Linked DNA regions of Homo sapiens: region 2 is linked to region 1. A link is a loop called in an ENCODE intact Hi-C map of the cell type or tissue named here. Cell type or tissue: PC-3. All regions are shown on one strand. Each heading gives the region's core, and the rest is flanking DNA. Links, peaks and the distances in the headings are about the cores only. Region 1 overlaps PKD1L1 (polycystin 1 like 1, transient receptor potential channel interacting). Region 2 overlaps PKD1L1 (polycystin 1 like 1, transient receptor potential channel interacting).

The links. Hi-C counts contacts between places; a loop is a spot of excess contacts. Peaks named below come from ENCODE experiments on the same cell type or tissue, not always from the same donor. Only the 100,000 strongest peaks of a DNase experiment are listed, where the experiment ranks them.
Region 2: a loop joins it to region 1, with 4 times the contacts of the local background. A loop is called at or near these places in 1 of 110 quality-filtered maps.

What each region holds. Positions count from the first base shown.
Region 1 is chr7:47,843,871-47,849,249 of GRCh38, reverse strand. It overlaps PKD1L1 (polycystin 1 like 1, transient receptor potential channel interacting), which reads left to right. Exons shown (of 57, transcript NM_138295.5): 32 at 2,179-2,371; 33 at 4,172-4,255. Among named protein-coding and RNA genes, the nearest start is that of PKD1L1-AS1, 51 kb to the right of the region's middle. In PC-3, for the core only: no CTCF peak of the experiment used is centred there; DNase peaks (open chromatin) are centred at 2,919 and 4,809; H3K4me3 peaks cover 816 bases; H3K27ac peaks cover 3,078 bases.
Region 2 is chr7:47,899,431-47,904,809 of GRCh38, reverse strand. It overlaps PKD1L1 (polycystin 1 like 1, transient receptor potential channel interacting), which reads left to right. Exons shown (of 57, transcript NM_138295.5): 12 at 193-432; 13 at 2,299-2,431. Among named protein-coding and RNA genes, the nearest start is that of PKD1L1, 46 kb to the left of the region's middle. In PC-3, for the core only: no CTCF peak of the experiment used is centred there; a DNase peak (open chromatin) is centred at 2,999.

The DNA of each region.
Region 1 (5,379 bases), core at 171-5,170:
TTAGAATTTTTACAGCTTCAAGTCTTAGATTTAAGTCTTTGATCCAGCTCGAGTTGATTTTTTACATAAAATGAGAGATGAGGATCCAGTTTTATTCTTCTACACGTGGCTAGCCAATTATCCCAGCACCATTTGTTGAATAGGGTGTCCTTTCCTCACTTTATGTTTTTGTTTGCTTTGTCAAAAATCAATTGGCTTTAGGTATTTGGCCTTATTTTTGGGTTCTGCATTCTGTTCCATTGGTCTACATGCCTATTTCTATGCCAGTAGCATGCTGTGTTGGTAACTATAGCCTCGTTGTATAGTTTGAAGTCTGGTAATGTGATGCCTCCAGATTTGTTCCTTTTGCTTAGTATTGCTTTGGCTATGTGATTCCATATGAATTTTAGGATTGTTTTGTCTAGTTCTGTGAAGAACAATGATTATAATTTTTTTTTTCTTTTGAGACTGGAGTTTCACTCTTGTTGCCCAGGCTGGAGTCCAATGGCACGATCTTGGCTCACCACAACCTTCACCTCCTGGGTTCAAGTGATTCTCCTGCCTCAGCCTCCTGAGTAGCTGGGATTACAGGCATGCGCCACCACACCCGGCTAATTTTGTATTTTTAGTAGAGACAGAGTTTCTCCATGTTGGTCAGGCTGGTCTCGAACTCCCGACCTCAGGTGGTCCACCTCAGCCTCCCAAAGTGCTGGGATTACAGGCGTGAGCCACTGCGCCCAGCCTCGATGATTATAATTTTATGGGAATTGTTTTCCTGATGTTTCTTTTTGGGAAAATAAGCCCATGCATACCCACATTATTTCCCCTTATTTCTTACACTCATTTGCATTGTGCTTTTCTTACTTAAATTACATATTTAGAAATCACTCCGTATGTATTTATTCATCGATATCTTTTTTTTTTAACTGCTATGTGCTTCTCCATTGTATAGATGGACCGTAGTTTATTCAGCCAGTCTCCTATGTATTCACATGGAAGACTTGTGCATATACTGTATTACATGTAGGGGGAGGAGTGTATCTTCAAGTTTAATTCCTAGATAGGCTGTTCCTGGGTCGGATGGTAAATGCCTATGTGGTTTTGGTAAGTATTGTCACGTTTACCTCCAGCAGTGTCTGAAGCTGCCTGTTTTCCCACGTCTTTGCCAAAAGGATGTATTTTCAAGCTATTGAGTTTTGCCAGTCTTATAATTGAGAAATGTTCATTTTAATATGCATTTTATATGAATTAAGTTGGGTATTTTTTCATATATTTAAAGCCATTATCCACTTTTTTTCTGTGAATTGTTCATATATGCCCACTTTTGTATTGAGTTTGTTTTTTCTTGATGTTTAAGAGCTCTTTATATGTTAGGGCTATTTTTAAAATAGTAATTTATCCACCATTTCTTGTAAGACTCTTAGATTTTGAACCATCGTTCAAAATTTATTTCTTATGTCCAGATTATAAAAGAAGTCATTCATGTGTTCCTCAGTACTTGTGCAGTTTGTTTTTGTTTTTTCTTTCATATTTAGATATCTGATTTGCTAATGTTTATTATTATTTTTTATAGCATGAGGTGCCCATATTTTTACAAAGGGCTAATGTCTAGTTGTCCCAACACCACTTATTAAAAAGTCTTGGGCAATTTTTAAATAAGTAGAATGTTAAATACTTCTGCTTCTAAATATAAAAAGTAGGCTAAACATAAAAAAAAAATGATAGGCTAAAACTCCATGGGTCATTGTGCTGTCCTTACCAGAATGGGTTTAGACCCTGGGTATACTGAAATTTCGCAGGCTGGCTGACAAACTGGCGAGGAGCAGGAAGTGGGCTTGAATGGCAGCTAAAGAAACTGACTCAACCCTCTTCCATCCCCACTAAGGTCAGGGGGTGTGGCCTGTTCAGGGTGTCAGGGGGCACTTGGAACATACGGGATGCTAGAAACACTGTTTTTCTTCCCAATTCTCTACCATTCCTCAATTCGTATCTGCATCCAGGAGCTTTGACTGGGTGGATTTAATCCAAATTTAAATGCTTCGGGGACAGGAAATGGCTAGAATTTGATGCTGTCTTTCAGTTCTTGCTCATCTGTAGTCCTTGTCCCCACCTATCTGCCTACTCTGTCTGCGTTTGAAATGGAGAATGCCTTTCTGCAAACCTCAGGTTGTACTTTTTATTTATGTTTTCTCTTTTTAGATGCCAGTGTAGGCTATTTATCCTTATTGGATGCTGACTATGACAGAAAACCTCCAAACAGATATTTAGCTAAGGCAGTGAACTATACAGTACATTTCCAGTGGATCCGATGCCTGTTTTGGGACAAGAGAGAGTGGAAATCTGAACGTTTCTCTCCACAACCAGGGACTTCTCCTGAAAAAGTGAACTGCAGGTATAGACACATTTGAGAAAGAATCTGAGATTTTTAGTAAATGACTGCCTTGTCTTCTGCATTTGGCCCAACCCCTAGAGCCTTTCCTGAACCTTGTCCATAAGAAGCTGGAGCTCTCTTGGTTTGTACAACTCTCCAGCCTGTGTCAGTTCTCTCATAGCCAGTTCGTGTGTCAGCCTTGGTTCTCCCACTCTATGGGCTCCCAAGGAGCAAGGGCTGCTTTATAGACTGTCCTCGTATTCCTCCTTCCCGTACCGACTGTCATGGAGGAGGTGTTTAGTAAGTGTCTGTTGAAGACATGAGTCGGTGGATGAGTGATAGATGAACCTGTCAGTTTTCTTATCATAGAAGTGCTGACATCCTTTGAGTACGCAGTTTGTAGTCAGGCAGGTGGGACCCTCAGCTCTCACCATGCCCCCATGTTGCCCTGAGAGTCCCTCATCTTCAGAGGACCCTCCACAGCCTGGTGGTGAAGGTGTGCTTTCTGAGGCAAGAAAAGTCTCTGCGCAAACATGAACAGCCTCCTCAGGAATTTCTGGGCATATGAGTCATGTCACTAAATTAGAAATTGTTTGTCATCTAGCTGACAGACTAACAATTCTATAAGAGGCTCAGATCATTCTTTTTTGTTGCCCTTACCTTTTCATTAGGATAAACAATTATTAGTCATATTTAGAAGCAGAAATAGTCATTTCCTTTTAAAAAACAAATAAGCCATAAGACATTATATTTTGTGATTTCCTGCTAGGAGGCAAATATATCCAGATCATACCGTAGCAGTGCAATTCATAGCCATTTATTGATTTTCTTATGTTACACTCTTAAATTTTTCTAATGCCATTGCTAGGAGCACATCCAAACTTACTGGTAATGGCCCAATATTTTGCTTCCATATTAAATTATTGATAAATGCATTAATGCAATCATTCATTCTCCATTACGTAACTACTCTCTGCTAGGCACTTTTTTATGAGCCAAGGGTACAAAAATGAATAACAGGCCAGGCGTGGTGGCTCATGCCTGTAATCTCAGCTCTTTGGGAGGCTGAGACAGGTGGATCACTTGAGGTTAGGAGTTTGAGACCAGCCTGGCCAACATAGCGAAACCCCATCTCTACTAAAAATACAAAATTAGATGGGCACACACCTGCAATCCCAGTTACTTGGGAGGCTGAGGCACAAGAATCGCTTGAACCTGGGAGGCAGAGGTTGCAGTGAGCTGAAATCACGCCACTGCATTCCAGCCTGGGCAGCAGAACAAGACTCCATCTCAAAAACAAACAAACAAAAAATTTAAAATAAATCAATAACACCTAGGACCTGCTCACAAGATAATGAGGGTGAGATAGACTTTATTTTTAAAAAAGGAGACAGTGTTTACAGTGATTGTCAGGGTAGGATATTTGTAATGCCAGGAACTGGTGCTTAGGCAGAGGAGTTGGCCAGAGCTTGACCAGCAGCACAGCTAGGCTGTGACTGGGACCCGAGAGCCTCAGGCTGCAGCCATGCTGTGGAGGGCTGTCATGAAGACCGCCATATGCTGTGGAGTCTTGCATCTCAGGACAGCCTCCATGGGAGCCATGTGCCCCAACACGCAGATGTGAAGAACTCTGGCACATCAGAAGTGTCCCTCATTTCTAACTTAGGTGTCAGGTGAATCTTTTAAACTGGGTCTTAGTCATAAAGTTATCATTATTGCACTCTTTCTTCCTTTTCTCATTCCTTTAACCAACATGCCATTACACTGTCAACAGCTGCTCTCTCCACACATTCTGTATCCTCATCCGCATTTCCCTCCTAGCTACCATCGCCTCGCGGCATTCGCTCTCCTAAGGAGAAAGCTGAAGGCCAGTTTTGAAGTGAGTGACATTTCCAAGCTACAGAGGTAAGTTCCATTTCCTACATAAAGACTTCATAGACTTTATTTGTTTTACTGTTCACTCAGGATGCCCACATATAATTCCGGGGGTGCTTGAAATCCATGTTACTTACTATCATTGCATTTTTGAAATGTGCATATTAGTAGATAATTATCTTTAAATATTATATAGTTGAATATATACTTATATATCTTGTCTCTCTATACTTGAATTCACTGATGAGAGATTTGTAAACACAAGAAAGTCAACATACTTTTCATACTTTTAAGTTTAGTTTTAGTTCAGTGTGAATTTGGTCAATTATTATTGATAGGGTTGATATCTACAGTGACAATAATACCTAAAGAGCCTGTCCTGGTTTATGTTTATTGTCACAGCCTAATTATTAATAGCTCCCTCTTTCTCTCTCTGGAGTATCCCATTTTAGATAATAGATTTAAAATGTACACTATTTTTATAGCCACTTTTATATGAAATGGTTATATTTAGACTCTGAGATATGAGTAAAGTGAATGTAAGCTGATATGGACAGGAACCTTCCCTGTCTTATTCATCAGTGTCACCCTACATTTAATACAATGCTTAGAGTAAATATTTGCTGAATGAATATCTAGGGCAGAGTCTGCATTTTCTGGGGTGTTGAGTGTTAAATTTTTTTCTCCTTATATTCATATAGTAAGAAACTCTACCTTACTTTATTATTTCATCAATCGTATTACTTTATAGACTAGTTGGTGGACCAGATAATTAGTAAATAAGATATGAATTGCTAATGCAACAGATGTTGGGTGCAGAACAGGTCACTGGCCATTCAGTGATCAGGGCTCAGAAGACAGCAGCCTCAACCATGGTGTCTGCGGCATTGATACCACTGGGGCTGGGGCAAACCATGGGGGAAGCAGCCCTGGAAGATGTCCAGAGAGAGGCAACACCTGAAGTTCTACAGGGGCTATCTGGCCAGAATCCGAAAGGTTTCAGAGTATTGTCCAGGTGGAAGGATGTGAGCACCCTGCAGAGCTCGTGGGGCAGAGCTCTGAACAGGCTCTATCTTGGTGGGAAAAAAGAGGGCAGGTGAGAAACCAAGAGCAGAGCCCAATCCTCAGATTAAATCAAAGAGCAGAATGCTAGG
Region 2 (5,379 bases), core at 98-5,097, 56 kb before region 1:
GTAGTCAAAAATATCAACCCCCTTCTCCTCAATAAGATGAAAATCACTAGATACTTTTGTAGTTCTTACAAATTAAATGCTGCCTCCCCCTCCCCCGCCTTCCTCTTAAAGTATAGCAGACGGTTTCTCTAGACCTGACCCTGTTCTTGTCTTGCCATCTGCCTTCCCTGCCCTCCTTTCCCCATCCTGCAGGTATCGTGTGATGGTTAAGGCTTCCAACAGGATGAGCAGTGTGGTCTCTGAGCCCCATGTCATCAGGGTGCAGAAGAAAATTGTGGCCAATCGGCTCACGTCCCCCTCCTCAGCTCTGGTAAATGCCAGTGTGGCCTTTGAGTGCTGGATCAACTTCGGCACAGATGTTGCCTACCTGTGGGACTTTGGGGATGGCACCGTCAGCCTGGGGAGCAGCTCCAGCAGCCATGTCTACAGTAGGTGAGCCACTGCAAGGCGGCGGAGTGCTCTCTACAGACAGCGCGGGAATCAGAGTCTTAAGGCATCAGCCCTTGGGTTCCACATAGAGACCTGCCTGTCAGTCAACGTAGGTGACAGATGATTACACAGAGACAAATAAGACCTGACCATGCTTCTCAAGGAGCTCCTAGTCCAGGGGAAAGACAAAGAGGAAAGAGATGCTTTCAGTACAGGGGCTGTGGCTGCAAAGGAGGCCTGTGATGTGGTGGGGATGGCTTACTGAAAGTGATATCTTGAGTAGGAGCTTGACAAAGGGAAATGGGAGAGAGGCTCCCAAACAGTGACAAGGTCCTGGGCAAAGGTGCTAAGTGAGGTGCCAACAGGAGATGTTTGGAGTGACTGGCAAGACGTATATAGAAGGGTGAGATGAGTGTAGGTTGGCAGATTGTGAAGGGCCTTGATGTCATATGGAAGAGCATGAACTCTGTCCTTTAACTCTGCATTTACTGAGTGTCCACTGTGTACCTGGGACAAAGCATCGTGGAGATATGATAAGGTGCAGACTGGCTGGATCACTCATTCCCAGCCGAGCCTCTAGGGTGAGTCCTAGGACCCAAGTGGATCTAATCCTTTCAGTAGGGAGACACACATGGTCAAGGCTGAGCCTCAGGCTGGCATCAAAACTTTATGCTGCTGTAGGGAAATGTCAAAGGGTGCAGAAGTATCTAGAAAATGAGGTTCGTGTAGGCAGTGGCATCAGGGAAAGATTGCAAACTTCCTCCAATGCAAGATTTCCATGAGAACCCACACTGCAGCCTCTCCACGCTTTGGTGGGGACTGAATGGCCCCATCACTAACTATGGATTCAGGACTTTTTCATCAGAAATAGATTTTCACATAAGGAAAGAATTGAGCAGTAGTGGCTTGTAGATTGGTGCATGCTCAATTGAGCACATGGTGGCCTAGGTACCTGGCGATATACTCGGTAGCTCCAGAAGCCCTTTTGTGCCCTGTGGAAGTGACATGGTTTATTCGGTGCCTCCACTGTCATCTCTAGAGTGTGCCCTGGGCGCTCTGACAACCTGAGAAAACCATCTAGTCTTCATTCTTATCAGTAGGCCCTACCTTTCTTGCTGGAGCTCCAGGATGGCAAGTGATATTCTGGTCCTTGCAAACTCAAATTTGTGGTCTTCTGATGGGAATATTTTTCTCTTTCAAATTCAGAAGTCTTAAGTAGTTATCCATGTTGCAACATTTGCAAAATAACCACTTATTTCCTTAGTAAAGCACTACCTGCTGGGTCAGGAGCTACCCAGCTCTCACCTCCAACTGTCCTGAATCTCTCCACAGCTGTGACATGCTCCCCTTACCCGGAGACAGGCTATGGATCTATCCTGTCCTTCCTGAGTTTGTAGGACTCTAAGAAATTGGTCAGGAAAACTGATCCATGGAGCAGGAAATAGAACAGGAAGACCATCCCCGGAGACCCCCCAGTTATGGGTTGGGGTACCCATCACACAGAGAAAATATATAGATCTGTTCTGTTATCAAAAGGGGGCCAGGTCATGGCTGTGGGGAGGGTTGCCCAAAGAAGGAAGCAACATGCCCCTCACATAGATGTATTGTTTGAATATAGCATGTGACATCGGTCTGGGAGTTTGGTACTTGGCCTGGCCCAGGCTAGCTGGGGAGCCAGTCTGTTGATTAAATGATGAAAGACCTCTGTGGAAATCAGTCTTGTGACCCTTGACTCTTCTGTTCTTATTCATGGGATGACTTGCTGTCAAATACTATAATTCTGCAGATATGAGTGGGTATGAAGAGTGAATGAAAGCCTGACGTTCATCAACATAAATTTGTTCATTTCTGTGCTTTCCACCGTCCCAGGGAAGGAGAATTTACAGTGGAGGTCCTTGCCTTCAATAATGTCAGTGCCTCCACTCTAAGACAGCAACTTTTCATCGTGTGCGAGCCCTGCCAGCCACCCCTGGTGAAGAACATGGGGCCTGGGAAAGTCCAGGTAGGCTCGGAGTCTGGGAAATCCTCCACCAGCCTCTTTTCAGCCTCCCTCTGAGTTGGGACCACTGTTTGGAGTGGTGAGAGTTTGGGGCATGAAGCGAGGCTTTGTCCAGTTTATCCTACTGCAATTTACACAAAGGAGTGCCTATAAGGGCTTCAGAGCGGGTGACCTGGGTCCTCAGGGGAGGGAGGGCTACCCCAGCCTGGACAGGAGGAGACAGTGTCATTTCTGGGGTCTGGTGTGTGAATAAGTTCTTTATTCGCCTGCATTACTCTGGCATTCAGCACAGCTCACTTTAAGGAGCTCTTTTCTTTTCTTTTTTTTCTTTTCTTTTCTTTTCTTTTCCTTTCCTTTCCTTTCTTTTTTTGGATTATGCTAAGAACTGTAGCATTTTCAGGAGAATGAAACATTTGAATATATGTAACACCAAAATGAAAGGACATGATCGGTTATCTGTTGAACACCTATTCTGGGTTAGAAAAAATAGGGTTGGTTTTTATTTCTTTCATTCCTTTGAGGCCTGTGATTCAGAGCAAATTTTCCTTTTCAGGGCAGAGGTGCTCAAATGACACATGGGAATTAAAATCCGTGACTAAGCTGCATTTGCTAAACTGCTTTCTGTGGCATCTGACCCCAAGAGGTCAGCCCGCAGAGGGTGCTGGTGGAGATCAGCATGCAGAGACCAAGTGCCCGGGGCAATCCGGAAAGGGTCCCGGCCCCCACACAGGCAATACCCCTGCCCACCTTTAGACCAGCGAGCACCCACGCTGTTGGGCAGGTCTGCGTGCTGGGGGAACGCGTTCTCTGGGTGTGAGATTTGGACCCAAATAGCAAAGGGACTAAAGCAAAAGGCACAGCAGGAAAAAGCACAGACCCTAGGCAGGAGGACTCTGGCTCCCGTCCTGACTCTGCTGTTAGGACATGGGACAGAGTGGTTTTCTTGAGTTTTTTATCTGTAAAACATTGTTATTTTTATTTTCTTATCTGTAAAACACAGAAAATAAGATTGATAATTTCATTTTTTCTTTTCTTTTTTTTTTTTTTTTTTTTTGAGACTCTGTTGCCCAGGCTGGAGTGCAGTGGCATGATCTTGGCTCACTATAACCTCTGCCTCCTGGCTTTAAGCGATTCTCCTGCCTCAGCCTCCCAAGTAGCAGGGATTACAGGTGTGCACCACCATGCGTAGCTAATTTTTTTAGTAGAAATGGGGTTTTGCCATATTGGCCAGGCTAGCTGGTCTTTAACTCCTGGCCTCAATTGATCCACCTGCCTTGGCCTCCCAGAGTTCTGGGATTATGGACCTGAAGGACCCTGCCCGGTCATTTTTTCTTTATTTTACGTGTTTTCTAAAAGTATAAAGAAAAAAATGAAATCATCTCAAATCCAGGCAGTAGGTGATAGCCACTTTTGTCTAATTATTTATTTTCAGTATTTTTCTAAGGCTTTTTATATGTGGTATGTGTGTTTGTCACAAACCTGGGTTGCAGTGTGAGCATTTTCTTTTGTTATTAAGCAGCCTTTTGATTACATAATTTTAATGATGTCTTACTGTTAAATCATACATAAAGATTATACATCACTATATAATGTCCTCTGATTGAACAACTGTTGTTGCCAGTTTTCTTTTTATTTATTTATTTATTTATTTTTGAGACTGAGTTTCACTCTTGTTGCCCAGGCTGAAGTGCAATGGCATGATCTCGGCTCACTGCAGTCTCCACCCCCTGGGTTCAAGCTATTCTTCTGCCTCAGCCTCCCAAGTAGCTGGGATTACAGGCGCTCACCACCACACCCAGCTAATTTTGTATTTTTAGTAGAGATGGGGTTTCACCATGTTGGTCAGGCTGGTCTTGAACTCCTGACCTCAGGTGATCTGCCCACCTTGGCCTCCCAATGTGCGATGAGCCACCATGCCTGGCCAAGTTTCCGGTTTTCTATCACTACAAATAACTTGGCAATTACACTGTCTGTACATTGTTCTGCAAGTGTATGGCCTTTTCACAGGAATAATTACTACAAGTTATAGAACTGAAGAACACAATGCCTTTCCCAGAATCTTGACAAGCCTAGAGATGTTTTTGTAGCAGCTCACATGTGTCCGCTCTGAGGGACCAACTCTCACTCTCACTAGGCATTTCATATTTTTTAATGTTTATTATCATGAATGAGCTAAAAATTGGCATCCTAGTATTAAAATTTGCTGTAACCCATATAAATCTGGGCAGTTTTGTGACAAATCTTAGAATGATATCATATTCAGAATAGAAACAATAAAAAGTAATTGGAAAGTAATTTTAATTATAACTAAAGTCACCTAAAGAATGTCAAAAGTAAACTTTCATTTATAATGAGCACCAAGATTTCTTAAAATCCCATTTCTCAGCTGCCTCCAGGTTTTTCCCTTTCCGATTTTTTTTTTTTTTGGGATGGAGTCTCGCTCTGTTGCCTAGGAGGGAGTGCAGTGGTGCAATCTGGGCTCACTGCAAGCTCCGCCTCCCGGGTTCACACCATTCTCCTGCCTCAGCCTCCAGAGTAGCTGGGACTACAGGCGTCCGCCACCACACCTGGCTAATTTTTTGTATTTTTAGTAAAAACAGGGTTTCACCGTGTTAGCCAGGATGGTCTTGATCTCCTGACCTCGTGATCCGCCCACCTTGGCCTCCCAAAGTGCTGGGATTACAGGCTTGCGTCACCGTGCCTGGCCTTCCCTTTCCAATTTTTAGGGAACCTTCAGGAAAAAAAAAATCCCTCTGGGGGAGACCCTGCACCCAGCATCTGCAGGGTGGAGGCGCTCTGGCCAGGCAGAGACTCTATCCTGAGGCCCCCTAGCCTGGCTTGCTCCTCCATGCTTGAGGTGGCATCTGGCTCCAGCCCAAAGTAGGGGGTGTGGAGGGGCTTCAGAAAGACAGAGTGGCTGGGAGGAGTAAGGGGTGTGGATGGGTAGACAC